Regions from separate parts of the Homo sapiens genome. Here region 2 is linked to region 1. Evidence: chromatin contacts called from ENCODE Hi-C or POLR2A ChIA-PET data. All regions are on one chromosome and are shown on one strand. The core of a region is the stretch at or near the end of the contact, and the rest is flanking DNA. Distances in the headings are between cores, read along the strand shown. Region 1 holds the start of ZNF709 (zinc finger protein 709). Region 2 holds the start of GCDH (glutaryl-CoA dehydrogenase).

What was found. Hi-C counts contacts between places; a loop is a spot of excess contacts on that map. ChIA-PET counts read pairs that join two places held with the same protein, here RNA polymerase II (POLR2A). Pooled maps may share reads with other maps.
Region 2: a loop to region 1 is called in a pooled map, with 4 times the contacts of the local background. The contact joins the promoter of GCDH here to the promoter of ZNF709 in region 1. A Hi-C loop is called at or near these places in 3 of 50 pooled maps. POLR2A ChIA-PET finds 5 or more read pairs at or near these places in 3 of 52 experiments (OCI-LY7, WTC11 and naive thymus-derived CD8-positive, alpha-beta T cell).

The regions. Positions count from the first base shown.
Region 1 is chr19:12,481,471-12,489,245 of GRCh38, forward strand. It overlaps ZNF709 (zinc finger protein 709), which reads right to left and starts at 3,346. Exons shown (of 4, transcript NM_152601.4): 1 at 3,185-3,346. The coding sequence starts at 3,187.
Region 2 is chr19:12,887,497-12,893,409 of GRCh38, forward strand. GCDH (glutaryl-CoA dehydrogenase) reads left to right here and starts at 3,664. Exons shown (of 12, transcript NM_000159.4): 1 at 3,664-3,706; 2 at 3,775-3,899; 3 at 3,991-4,026; 4 at 4,335-4,478; 5 at 4,620-4,682. The coding sequence starts at 3,809. RefSeq lists cis regulatory regions at 1-435, 1,395-1,895, 3,195-3,882, a promoter at 1-657, enhancers at 9-347, 2,997-3,066, 3,171-3,808, 3,809-4,446 and a silencer at 3,214-3,472.

The DNA of each region.
Region 1 (7,775 bases), core at 2,096-4,595:
CTCAAGTGATCCTTCTGCCTCAGCCTCCCAAAGCGCTGAAATTACAGGCGTGAGCCACCACACCCGGCCTGGTTTCAGAATTTTCTTGCCTTAGTTGCATCATACCTTTCAATCGACTTACATTTTCAAACCCAAGAAACAAAATTTAACACACTCACATATGGAATAACATTAAAAAGTGTTAACAGAAACTAGAATTCAGCTGCTGTAATAGTCAGCAAATAAAGGAATCCAAAGGGAAAAAAAAACACCAGCCTGGACACAGTGAGGATCTACAAAAAATTTACAAATTCAGGTGTGACAGTGCACACCTGTAGTCCTAGGTACTTGGGAAGCTGAGGTGGGAGGATCATTTGAGCCAAGAAAGGTGTTCGAGGTTACAGTTAGCTATGATCACACCACTGCACTCTAGTCTGGGTGACAGAGTGAGACACTGACTTAAAAAAAAAAAAAAGGGAAGGAAGGAAGGGGAAAGAAAGAAAGGAGGAAGGAAAGGAAGAAGGAAAGGAAAGGAAGAAGGAAAGGAAAGGAAGAAGGAAAGGAAAGGGAAAGGAAAGCCAAGCCACATCTGTAATCCCAGCACTTTGAGAGGCCAAGGTGGGAGGACTGTTTGAGGCCAGCAGTTTGAGACCAGCCTGGCCAACAAAGTGAGAACCCACCTCTAAAATACACACACACACACACAAACACACACACACACACACACACACACACGCTCCCTCTCCCTCTCCCTCTCTCTCTCCCTCTCCCTCTCAAGTCAGCTCAGACTAGCAGACTGCTTCTCCACAATTCAGAAGGAAAACCCACACTCAGAAAGCTAAACACATACACAAGCTTGGGGCCCACATTCTTGCTGTTGGGCAACAACCTTTAGAGTGAGACAGTCCCTGGTGACAGAGGGCAGGGGCACCTGAGGAGCCAAAGGAATGAACTCAGCGAGCTCCACACATTCCCTCACCCCTGGTGACAGGGAAATCGCCCCTTCAATTGTTGTAAGTGAGGAAACTCTCAACTGGACTGAGATTAAGGTTCTGACCCAAATGAACTCCCCAGTTCATTCATCCTGTGTCCAGGAGACAGATCTCCTGGCCTTTACAGACTTTCTCACTATAGAAAAATTACACTGAGTGCACCTACACAACAGATGCAAAACTCAAACCTAATGTCTAAAAATAGGCCCAAGGAAACCACAATTATGCCCTCAGGAAGGGCATCACTGGATTCAGCCAATCCCCCAACGTGCATTCAGATCCCCAGCTTTCCAGTGCTCAGCAGCTTCTCTCAGTACAAAGGGCTCCTTCCACAGTAGGTATGAGCAGGTAGGACACCTGCAGGGGAGGCTCCCTAGGAAGAAACAACTGGGCCTTCGATTACATCCCTTGGGAGACCCAAGGGTTGGTCTTAGAGCTTGGAGTCACTGACCTGAGTCCTCTTTGCTCTCCAGTCAAGTGACCTGGACCACTACTGATATTTACATGAGACAAACCCTGTGTTTGAAGAAATCAAAGGGGAGGCTGAGGCAGGTGGATAACCTGAGCCCAGAATGGAATTCCATTTGAAATCACCGAAAAGGAAAGAACAGACCTGAGGAACTTGCTATACATTCTCAGAAGAAAAAAAGAGAAACAAAAATTTTTAATAAATGCAATATCATACTGGGATATTTCATTATTATTATTTTCTGTTTTTGAGACAAGGTGTGAGACCTTGCTCAGCCTGGAGTGCAGTGGCATGATCAAGGCTCAAAGCAGCCTCAACTTCCCAGGCTCAAGCAATCCTCCCGCCTCGGCCTCCCAAGTAGCTGGGACTACAAGTGCAGGCCATTACGCCCAGCTAATTTTTTTTTTTTTTTTTTTTTTTTCTAGTAGAGATGAGGTCTCTCTATGTCACCTAGGCTGGTCTTGAACTCCTGAGCTCAAGCGATCCTCCTGACTCAGCCTCCCAAAGTGCTGAGATTACAGGCGTGAGCCAACGCTCCTAGCTTGATATTTTATTATTTTCTGAAACCCATCTCTTTCTTGCCTCTTTGGAAATATTTTACATCCACTCTAAAGGTTTATTTTATTTTATTTTTTTATTTTTTTGAGACAGAGTCTCACTCTGTCGCCGAGGCTGTAGTGCAGTGGCGCAATCTCATCTCAACTGCAACCTCTGCCTCCCGGGTTCAAGTGATTCTCCTGCCTCAGCCTCCTGAGTAGCCGTGATTACAGATGTGCACCACCACGCCCGGCTAATTTTTTATATTTTTAGTAGAGACGGGGTTTCGCCATGTTGGCTGGGCTGTAGGTCTCCTAATTACGTATATTTTACATTTTTTGAGAATCAATTAAGTGAGTAAATCTTTTCAAGGTGATAAGCCCAGGGAGGGGAAGTGCTGCGCTGGAAAGGACAGATCTCCCAGAAAAGTTTCCAAAAAGGAGACTCAACCCAAAGGAGTTCCCATAGGATGTCAGGTCCCAGGAGAGATACTGGCAAGAGAGGCACAAGCATTTTACACGAGGTAGCTTCAAGTCCTTCTCCTCTGTTTTCCTCTCATATAAATACCCCAAAGCATACGTTAAATCTTTTTAAAAGAACCATCCATTCCTCTGTACAAAAAGGATAATTAAAATACTGCGTCTGGTTGAAATAACGACGTTGTGAACTGGAGAGAAGACATTGGCATTTGAAAGAGATCTAGAAATTTAGGGATTTAATCCCAGCTCTGGGAAGAGCCAGGCTGGAGGACACGGTCGTGGGTTTGAGATCTGGCTTCCCATACACTTGGAAACCTTGAGAAACGAGTCCTCCCTTGGGAAGAAAAGAGGGACTGAGGACCCCACACAACACTGCTCCTCCCACGCACGAACCCCACGACCGAGACGGGATTCCCTCCATGACCCTCCCGTGCCCCAGCACAATCTGGGGAGACGCGAGGCTGCGGGCTCGGAGCTGCCCAGAGAGGGCTCCGGGACTGGGGCCGCAGTCGCCGCGCAGGGACTTGACAAGACGTCCGGGGTCCCGGCTGCCGGCCCAGCCCCATCCTGCGGCCAAAGAGACCGAGGGCCGAGCTGCGCCAGGAGGACTCGGGTCCACAGACCCGGGAGACAACGGCGGGGAGGCCTGGGTCCCACCACAGCCAGATCCGGCCGGTTTCAACCCGCCCCTCTCTCCCATCTCAAGACCCCCAGCCCCGCACACTTACCATTTCCCAGACTCTGGGATGTCCTGGTGTTCTGTTTACCTCTCCCGCGGCCAGCACAGGTCCTACCTCCACCTGAGGCCCTTCCTCCACCTGAGGGCCTTCTGGGGTGAGGAGACCCCAGAGCGGAGCGCAGCGGCTGGTAGCCACGCCCTCGCCGTTTGCGCAGCGCCCCTCCGCCCGCCTTCCCGGCGGCGCCCCTGATTGGACATTGCACTCTTGGACCCGCCTTCGTTGCCTGAGTGACAGCTAGTAGGGAAGTCGCGTCTCTAAGCAACCTGCATTCGTCCGGGGTCAGGAATCTGTTCCCCTGCCACGGATATTTGCGTCTAAGCAGAATTTGTTAACGTACCCGGGGTCGGGCACTGGTGTCTTCCTGCAGCTCCTTCTGAGCGCGGAGACACAAGCGTGCACAGCGCAGGAAATTCCAGGCTCAGTTTCCAGAAAAAGGCTCTTTGTCCACAGCGAAAAAGGACGCCCGGGCCATGCCAGACTAGAACGGAAGGGTCAGACGCTCCCAGACTTAGCATAAGGCTGCGAGGCCATTCATGGATTTCTGACTCTTGTTTACAAATACAGACACTTAGAGTGACAGAGTGACCTCATCATACCTAACAAAGAGTGACTACGTTTTAATCTTTGACAACTGACAGGGTTTAGGCCGTCACCCATCCCTTCCCTCCCCCCACACTTTGCTCTAGTGGGAAGTTTGGACCCCACAGCCCTAGTCTGAGAGAAGGAGTTCCTTTTTTTTTTTTTTTCGGTAGAGATGGCGGTGGTGGGGTGGTCTCACTATGTTGCACAGGCTAGTCTCGAACTCCTGGGCTCAGGTGATGCTCCTTGGCTTCCCAAAGTGTTGGGATTACAGGCATGAACCACCGTGCCCAGTGAGGAATTATTCAGTTAAACCCAAAGCCATGAGATGTGTTCAGTAAAACTGAACACTGGAAGGATATTTATTTCGGACCAGTTTTTGACTATGTCCCTAGAGAACTTTTGTGGATCCTTTATGTTTGTTTGGTTTGTGGTTTTTGTTTTTGAGACAGGGCCCTTCTTTGTCCCTCAGGCTGGAATGCAGTGGTGCAATCAGAGCCCCCTGCAGCCTCGACCTTCTGGGCTCAAGCAATCCTCCCACCTCAGCCACCTGAGTAGCTGGAACCTCAGGCACGTGCCACCATGCTTGACTAATTTCTTTCTTTCTTTTTATTTTTATTTTGTAGAAACAGCATCTCACTATCTCACCCAGGCTGATCTTGAACTCCTGGGCTCAAGTGATCTGCTGGCCTCAGCCTCCCAAAGTGTTAGGATTACAGGCATGAGCCACTGCACCCAGCCCCTAGAGAATTTTGAAATGTAAATGGCTATGATATCGATAAGGCAATTAATTCCATTTTCACTGAGATTATTTAAAAAACCACAAAAGATTATGTAAATTTGGCATGTACTAGGAAACTCAATATACTTAAGATATTGGATCAAACCTACTAATGGGCAGGGCATGATGGCTCACACCTGTAGTTCCAGCACTTTAGGAAACTTAGGTGGGAGGGCTGCTTGAGCCCAGGAGTTTGAGATCAGCCTGGGCAACATAGTGAGGCCCCCCCCTCCCCCATCTCTAAGAAAATTTTTTAAAAATTAGCAGGGCATGGTGGTGCACACCTGTAGTCCCAGCTACTGGGGAGGCTGAGGCCCGAGGATTGTTTGAACCCAGGAGGTCAAGGCTACAGTCAACTGTGATCCTGCATTCCAGCCTGGGTGACAGAGTGAGACCCTGTCAGAAGGAAGGAAGGAAGGAAGGGAGGGAGGGAAGGAAGGAAGGAGGGAAGGAGGGAAGGAGGGAAGGAGGGAAGGAGGGAAGGAGGGAAGGAAGGAAAGAAGGAAGGAAGGAAGGAAAAAAAAAGGAAACCCCTGTAGCCTTTGGCTGTCACTGTCCTATCTTCCCATCTTCCTCCTCCAAGCCTCTGTCCTAAGCAACCATTAATTTACTTTCAGTTGCTATATAGCTTTCCCATTGTAGACTTGGAATGGAATCATATACTATGTGTTCTTTGTGAGATTAACTTCATTCACTTAGCATAACTGTTTCAAGGGACATTTACATTGAAGTTTGTATCAATACTTCATTTGTTGTTTACAGTAAAACAATATTTCATTGTACCAATATAGCCCATTTTGTTTATCCATTCATCCATTAATAGGCATTTGGTTTGTATCCACCTTTTAGTTGTTATTAATAAGGTTGCTATAAACATCCATGTACAAGTTTTTCTGTAGACATAGGATTTCATTTGTCTTGGGAATACACTTAGGAATGGAATCGATGGGTTACATGGTAATTCTATCTTTAATCTTTGAAGAGCTGCCAGACTCTTCTCCTCTCCTTTGGGAAATTCTATTACACACATATTGGTCAACTAAATAGTGTCCTGCATATTTCTCAGGCTCTGTTCATTTTTCTGTTTTCTGTTTTTGTTTTTTTAAGATGTAATCTTGTTATGTTACCCAGGCTGGACTGCTTCAGCCTCCCAAGTAAGTGGGACTACAGGTGTGCACTAGCATGCCCAGCTTAAAGAAATAATTTCTATTTTGATATGACACCTGCAGATCCCCCTCCCTCCCCCAAAAAATCTTTTTTTTTTTTTTTTTTTTTTTGAGACGGAGTTTCACTCTTGTTGCCTAGGCTGGAGTGCAGTGGCACAGTCTCGGCTCACTGCAACCTCTGCCTCCCAGGTACAAGTGATTCTCCTGGCTCAGCTTCCCGAGTAGCTGGGATTACAGGCACCTGCCACCATGCCCAGCTAATTTTTTTGTATTCTTTATAGAGACAGGGTTTCACCATGTTGGCCAGGCTGGACTTGAACTCCTGACCTCAGGTGATCCGCCCACCTCGGCCTCCCAAAGTGCTGGGATTACAGGCCTGGGCCACCACGCCTGGCCCGAAAAATCTTATTCTCCAGTTATCTCCTGAAAAACAGTAGGCCTACAGTCTACACTATATCTTGATTAAATTCCTAGATCTCTTCCCAATTGATTTTCACTTCTTTTTTGAAACAGACTCTCACCCTGTCACCCAGGCTGGACTGCAGTGGCGAAATCTCAGCTCACTGCAAACTCCACCTCCTGAGTTCAAGCGATTCTCCTGCCTCAGCCTCCTGAGTAGCTGGGGACTACAGGTGTCCGTCACCACTCCAGCTAATTTTTGTATTTTTAGTAGAGACCGGGTTTCACCATGTTGGCCAGGCTGGTCTCGAACTCCTGATCATAGGTTCACGCCATTCTCCTGCCTCAGCCTCCCGAGTAGCTGGGACTACAGGCGCCTGTCACCACACCCGGCTAATTTTTTTTGTATTTTTAGCAGAGCTGGGGTTTCACTGTGTTAGCCAGGATGGTCTCGATCTCCTGACCTTGTGATCCGCCCCCCCTTGGCCTCCCAAAGTGCTGGGATTACAGGCGTGAGCCACCACGCCCGGCCCACTCCTCCACTCTTAACCACTATTCTCTTTTACAATTTTATACCTTTGCCTTTTTCAGAATGTCATATAAATGGAACACAAAGTAGTCTTATTAGTCCTGTTTTCAAATTTGACGACTTATTTGTAAACATTGATACAGTACCTGCAGTGTTCTGAGTTTTTTTGTTTTTTTTTTTTTTTGAGACAGAATTTCACTCTTGTTGCCCCAGCTGGAGTGCAGTGGCGCCATCTCAGCTCACCACAACCTCCGCCTCCTGGGTTCAAGCAATTCTCCGGCTTCAGCCTCCCGAGTAGCTGGGATTACAAGCATGCACCATCACACCCGGCTAATTTTGTATTTTTAGTAGAAACGGGGTTTCTCCATGTTGGTGAACCTGGTCTCAAACTCCCGACCTCAGGTGATCCGCCCGCTTCAGCCTCTCAAAGTGCTAGGATTACGGGTGTGAACCACAGTGCCCTGCCAAGTTTTCTATTTTTGACAGTGCCCAGTACAGGTGGTGGCACACATTCGAACTTCAAAACTGAGAGATTACGGGGCTGGGCACGATGGCTCATGCCTGTAATCCCAGCACTTTGCTTCAGCCTCCCCAGTAGCTGGAATTGCAGGCATGTGCAATTTTGTATTTTTAGTAGAGATGGGGTTTCTCCATGTTGGTCAGGCTGGTCTCAAACTCCTGACCACGTGATCCGCCCGCCTCGGCCTACCAAAATGCTGGGATTACAGGCGTGAGCCACTGCGCCCGGTCTATATTCTGGTTATTAATTCCTTGTCAGATGGGTAGTCTGCAAATATTTTCTCCCATTCTGTAGCTTGTCTTTTCACTTTGTTGTACAGAAGCTCTTTACTTAATGTGACCCCTTTATCTATTTTTGCTTTGGTTGCCTGTGCTTGTAGGGTATTACTCAAGAAATCTTTGCCCACTCCAATGTTCTGGAGAATTTCCCTATATTTTCTTTTAGTAGTTTCATAGTTTAAGGTCTTAGATTTGAGTCTTTAACTGATTTTGATTTGATTTTTGTATATGGTGAGAGAGAGGTCTGTTTCATTATTTTGCATATGGTTATCCAGTTTTCCCAGTCTCTTTATTGAAGAGACTGTCCTTTTCCCAATGTATGTTCTT
Region 2 (5,913 bases), core at 2,414-4,913, 410 kb after region 1:
CAGAAAGGGTATTCTGGGAAGAAGCTGTGGGACCCCCTGTCCCCCTGATTGAGGCTCCACAGCCCTCCCCCTCCCCAGTAAACAGCAACAACCGTGCTGATGGCGGGACTTGGCACGAGCTCCCCGCCAAGCATTATCAGACACCCCAGACGTTGGAGGCTGCTATCAGGTGGGGGCCCAGGCCAGCTAGAGCTCTGTCCTCCGGTGAAGGGGAGGGCTGGGAGTTGGGTCTTCAAATTAGCCTGGCGTTCAATTTGCCTGGGTTGGGACCTCCCAGGGTCTCAGCCCTGCAGCAGGAGGAAGCCCCTGACAACTGGCCCACCATTGTCTACTGGGGACCCTTGGGTGGCACTGCATGGGACTGCATGGAGGCTGGTTCAGTGCCAGCTGCTTTAGTGCGATGGGGGCAGCCAAGGGAAAAGTGACCCTCTCTCCTCCTGGGTGGGATAGGACCGTTGGATCAAGCCACAGGCAGTACCTGACCTGCAGGAGACCAGTGCCCTGGCTCTGGGCCTGGCTGCTCCTTGATTCTGCCCAACATGAGGAGAGGATCTGAGTTTCTACAACAGGAACCTCCACTCTGGTGCCCTGGGAGCCTGGGAAGGGGACATGGATACGTATTACAGACACATAACTCATAGTCACTCATTGGAAGACTGAGGCAGGAGGATCACTTGACACCAGGATTTCAAGACCAGCCTGGGCAACATAAAACCTATCTCTCCAACAAAAAGCTGTGAGTGGTGGTGCATGCCCATAGTCCCAGCTACTCAGGAGGCTGAGGTGGGAGGATTGCCTGAGCCCAGGAGGTCGGGACTGCACTGAACTATAATCACACCACTGCAGTCCAGCCTGGGGCACAGAAAGCAAGACTCTGTCGCTGGAAAAAAAAAAAAGTTGGGTGGCCATCTTTATTCCTGGCAGATCAACCTGGGTGACACAAACAAAAACAAGGCCAGGTGCGGTGGTTCACACCTGTAACCCCAGCACTTTGGGAAGCCAAGGTGGGGAGATCACTTGAGGTCAGGAGTTCGAGACCAGACTGGCCAACAGGATGAAGCCCTCTCTCTGCTAAAAATACAAAAATTAGCTGGGCATTGTGGCACATGCTTGTAATCCCAGCTATTTGGGAGGCTGAGCTGGAGAACTGGTTGAAACTTGGAGGCATGGGGCCAGGCGCAGTAGCTCACGCTAGTAATCCCAGCACTTTGGGAGGCCGAGGCAGGCAGATCACCTGAGGCCAGGAGTTCGAGACAAACCTGGCCAACACAGTGAAACCCTGTCTACTAAAAATATAAAAATAGGCCGGGGATGGTGGCATACACCTCTAATCCCAGGTACCCGGGAGGCTGAGGCACAAGAATCACTTGAGCCTGGGAGGCAGAGGTTGCAGTGAGCCAAGATCATGCCACTGCACTCCAGCCTGGGCTACAGAGTGAGATTCTGTCTCTAAAAAACAAAAACAAAACAGGCTTGGAGCAGTGAGTAGTGGCTCATGCCTGCAGTCCCAGCACTTTGGGAGGCCAAGGTAGGAGGAATGCTCGAGCCCAGGAGTTCAAGACCAGCTTGGGCAACATAGCGAGATCCCATCTCTAAAAACAAAAACAAAAACACAGTTACTCACAGGACCATGCAATTACATAATGACATGAGTTCCTGTTCCCTCAGTCACACTGATCATATAATCCGTGCACATATAATTGTGTGTCTGTCTATGTATATGGACTATGCACAGACATACAATTCCCAGGCACTAAAACACAACCCTATGCTATATTGGTTACACAATGTCATAGCCAAACAATCTCTAAAACACAGAATTCATAATCCACAGGCAGGCACACAGTTATACAATCCTACTGACACAATTTAGCCGTAATTGAGCAGACACACATGGGGAGTCAGATACATTGTCACAGAACTTTTTTTTTTTAGATAGTGTCTCTCTCTGTCACCCAGGCTGGAGTGCAGTGGCATGATTTTGGCTCACTGCAACCTCCACCTCCTAGGCTCAAGTGATTCCTCTGCCTCAGCCTCCCAAGTAGCTGGGATTACAGGTGCCTGCTACCACGCCACGCTAATTTTTTTTTTTTTTTTTTTTTTGAGACAGAGTTTCACTCTTGTTGCCCAGGCTGGAGTGCAATGGCATGATCTCAGCTCACTGCAACCTCTGCCTCCTGGGTTCAAGTGATTCTCCTGCCTCAGCCTCCCGAGTTGCTGGGATTACAGGCACCCACAAGCAGGCCTGGCTAATTTTTGTATTTTTAGTAGAGATGGGGTTTCCCCATGTTGGCCAGGCTGGTCCTGACCTCAGGTGACCCACCCTCCTTGGCCTCCCAAAGTGCTGGGATGACAGGCATGAGCCGCCCCAGCCAGTCAAAACCTACACTTTATACAGTCACACCACCGGTCACTTTTACAATATGTAAAGTAATTATTTAGTCACAGTTGCATAGCTACCAGTGCCCAACCGTAGGGGATGCACCCAGTTAAACACAGACAAACGCAAGGACATGGCATCACAGGTCCTGAGAATCAAGACACACACATTTCTCAACAGATACACAATCAGAATGGGTGCACCACAAATGCACTACACAAAAAGACAAAACAGGCGGGGCGCGGTGGCTCACGCCTGTAATCCCAGCACTTTGGGAGGCCGAGGTGGGTGGATCACTTGAGGTCAGGAGTTTGAGGCCAGCCTGGCCAACATGGTGAAACCCGTCTCTATTAAATATAAGAAAAAAGGCCAGGCATGGTGGCTCACACCTGTAATCCCAGCTACTCAGGAGGCTGAGGCAGGAGAATTGCTTGAATCCAGTAGGCAGAGGTTGCAGTGAGCCAAGATTGCGCTACTGCACTCCAGCCTGGGCAACAGAGTGAGAATCCGTCTCAAAAAAAAAAAAAAAAAAAAAAAATTAGCCAGGCATGATGGCATGCTTCAGTGGTCCCAGCTACTTGGAGGCTGAGGTGGGAGGATCGCCCAGGAGGTGGAAGCTGCAGTGAGCTATGATCGCGCCACTGCACTCCAGCCTGAGCGACAGAACGAGACCCTGTCTAAAAAGAAAAAACAAAAACAAAACAAAACAACCACATAGACTCACAGAATCACACAAGTTCACACACACACACACATACACAGACACAGACACACACACACACACACACACACACACACAGAGTCACAAGTATCTACATGTGCTTCCTGGGACAGACTGGCAGAAAGGTTTGCTAAGATCGCCCACTTGGAGCTCGTCTTCCCCACAACCAGCACCCAATTAGAGAACTCGAGTCTGGCCTCCTGGGTTCAGGAGGACGCCTAGTGCTCGCGCCAGAATTTCTTTGTTTAATTCTTGACTCCCTCCGCACACACCCCCTGCAACTGACCAACCAGGAGTGGGCCGAGCCCTTTCCTACGGCCAATAAGAGGAGAAACCCAGCTGGCCAATCGGTTTCCCGCACTCGTCTTCCGCCCCTACCCCGTCCGCTTCTTAAAGGGGCTAGCCTATCTCTGTCTGGGCCCCCCGATTTCCACAGGCAAGGCTACCTTAGCCCTTTTAAAAGGCAGAGCTGCGGAGGGGGCCGGATTCTAGGAGGAACCAATGAAAAGCCTCACTCGGCCTCCGCTCCTCCCACTTCTTGCTGAGGTCAAAGGCCTGCGTCAGTTGCACTGTAGCCTCGGCAGTGAACCGGGAGGTACTACCAGGTAAGGAAGGTGCGGTAGCCCCAGCCGTGGGTGAGAGGAGCTCCGCTCTGACACCCCCGCTCCTGTAGGTCGCCGTCGTTGCTCCGCTCGCTCTGAGAGAGCATGGCCCTGAGAGGCGTCTCCGTGCGGCTGCTGAGCCGCGGACCCGGCCTGCACGTCCTTCGCACGTGGGTCTCGTCGGCGGCGCAGACCGGTCAGTGTGGGGTCGGGAGTGTGGAGGGAAGGAGGGAGGAACTGGGGGTTTAGGGACTTTCCGGGGTGACTTTCCCGTTCTGTGCTTGCAGAGAAAGGCGGGAGAACACAGAGCCAACTGGCTAAGTGTAAGGACCTCTGGTCGCACCGTGTGTCTGCTGCCCCTGTTCAGCTGTCTGTCTGCCGCAGGTGGACTCTGTCCCAGAATCCGAGAGCTGCCCGAGCGGGGTGGCAGGGTCGTGGCCAGGGTCAGAGGCACTAAGGCAGTGAGTGCGCTGTGCCTGCGGGGCCGGAGAAAAGTCACCTGATCAGTCTCGCTTGCAGCTCGCACTAGCCGGGGGGCGACATGGGTGTTGGGGGGTAGGGCTGATGAGGGTCCGAGAAGGGAGGGCACAGTGATCTTGCGGACTGGACCGAGGCGAATTCCCCTTCCCAGCCTCGCGTCCCGAGTTTGACTGGCAGGACCCGCTGGTGCTGGAGGAGCAGCTGACCACAGATGAGATCCTCATCAGGGACACCTTCCGCACCTACTGCCAGGAGAGACTCATGCCTCGCATCCTGTTGGCCAATCGCAACGAAGGTGGGCGGGCTGGTGGGTGCCCTGAGACTGCTCCTCCGCCTGGAGCCATAGCCACCCCACCTCAAGGCCCCTCTGTCCTTGGGGCTGGGGCTTCCTGTGGCCTAGGCCTGGGCCTGAATTTGGGCACTGGTCCCTTTGCAGTTTTTCATCGGGAGATCATTTCGGAGATGGGGGAGTTGGGTGTGCTGGGCCCCACCATCAAAGGTAGGAACAAGTATCTCTCCACACACTGCAGAACCCTCTGTATTCTGAAAGCCTCTTCCTCCTTCCCTCCCTCCCTTTCTTCCTTCCTTCTCTTTCTTTTCTTTTCCTTTTCTTTCCTTTCTTCTTCCCCCCCAACAGAGTCTGGCTCTGTTGCCCAGGCTGGAGTGCAGTGGCACGATCTTGGCTCACTGCAAATTCTGCCTCCCAGGCTCAAGCGATTCTCCTGCCTCCACCCCTCTAGTAGCTGGGATTACAGGTATGTGCCACCATGCCTGGCTAATTTTTGTATTTTTAGTAGAGACAGGGTTTCACTGTGTTGGCCAGGCTGGTCTCAAACTCCTGACCTCAGGTGATCCGCCCACCTCAGCCTCCTAAAGTGCTGGGATTACAGGCATGAGCCACCACGTTCAGCCTTCTTTTTGAGATGGAGTTTCGCTCTTGTTGTCCAGGCTGGAGTGCAGTGATGCAATCTTGGCTCACTGCAGCCTCCACCTCCCGGGTTTAAGTGATTATCCTGCCTCAGGCTCCCGAGTAGCTGGGATTACAGGCGTCCGCCACCACGCCTGGCTAATTTTTGTATTTTTAGTAGAGGTGGGGTTTCACCGTGTTGGCCAGGCTAGTCTCGAACTCCTGACCTCAGGTGATCCACCCGCCTCAGCCTCCTGATTACAGGTGTGAGCCACCGTTGCCCGGCCCTTTTCTTTTTTTTTTTTTTTTGAGATGGAGTTTCGCTCTGTCACCCAGCCTGGATTACTGGATTACAGTGGTGCGATCCTGGCTCACTGCAGTTTCCTCCTCCTAGGTTCAAGCAATTCTGCCACCTCAGCCTTCTGAGTAGCTGGGATTACAGGGGTGCACCACCACGCCCAGCTAATTTTTGTATTTTTTAGTAGAAATGGGATTTCACCATGTTGGCCAGGCTGGTCTTGAACTCCTGACCTCAGGTGATCCACCCACCTCGGCCTCCCAAAGTGCTGGGATTATAAACGTGAGCCACCGTGCCTGGCCCCTTTGTTTCTTTTTTTAGAGACAGGGTCTCACTGTGTTGCCCAGGCTGTTCTCAAGTGATCCTCTTGCCTTACTGAAAGCCCCCTTCTTTCCCTAAGCCACAATTTCCCAGTCTGTAAAGTGGGGCTGTTGTCCCACCCTCTGAAAGTGGCTGTGGAGATGAAATGAATAAACCTCAGCTAGGGCCAGCTTGGTGCCTGCCTCCTTGTGTGTCCTTATTCAG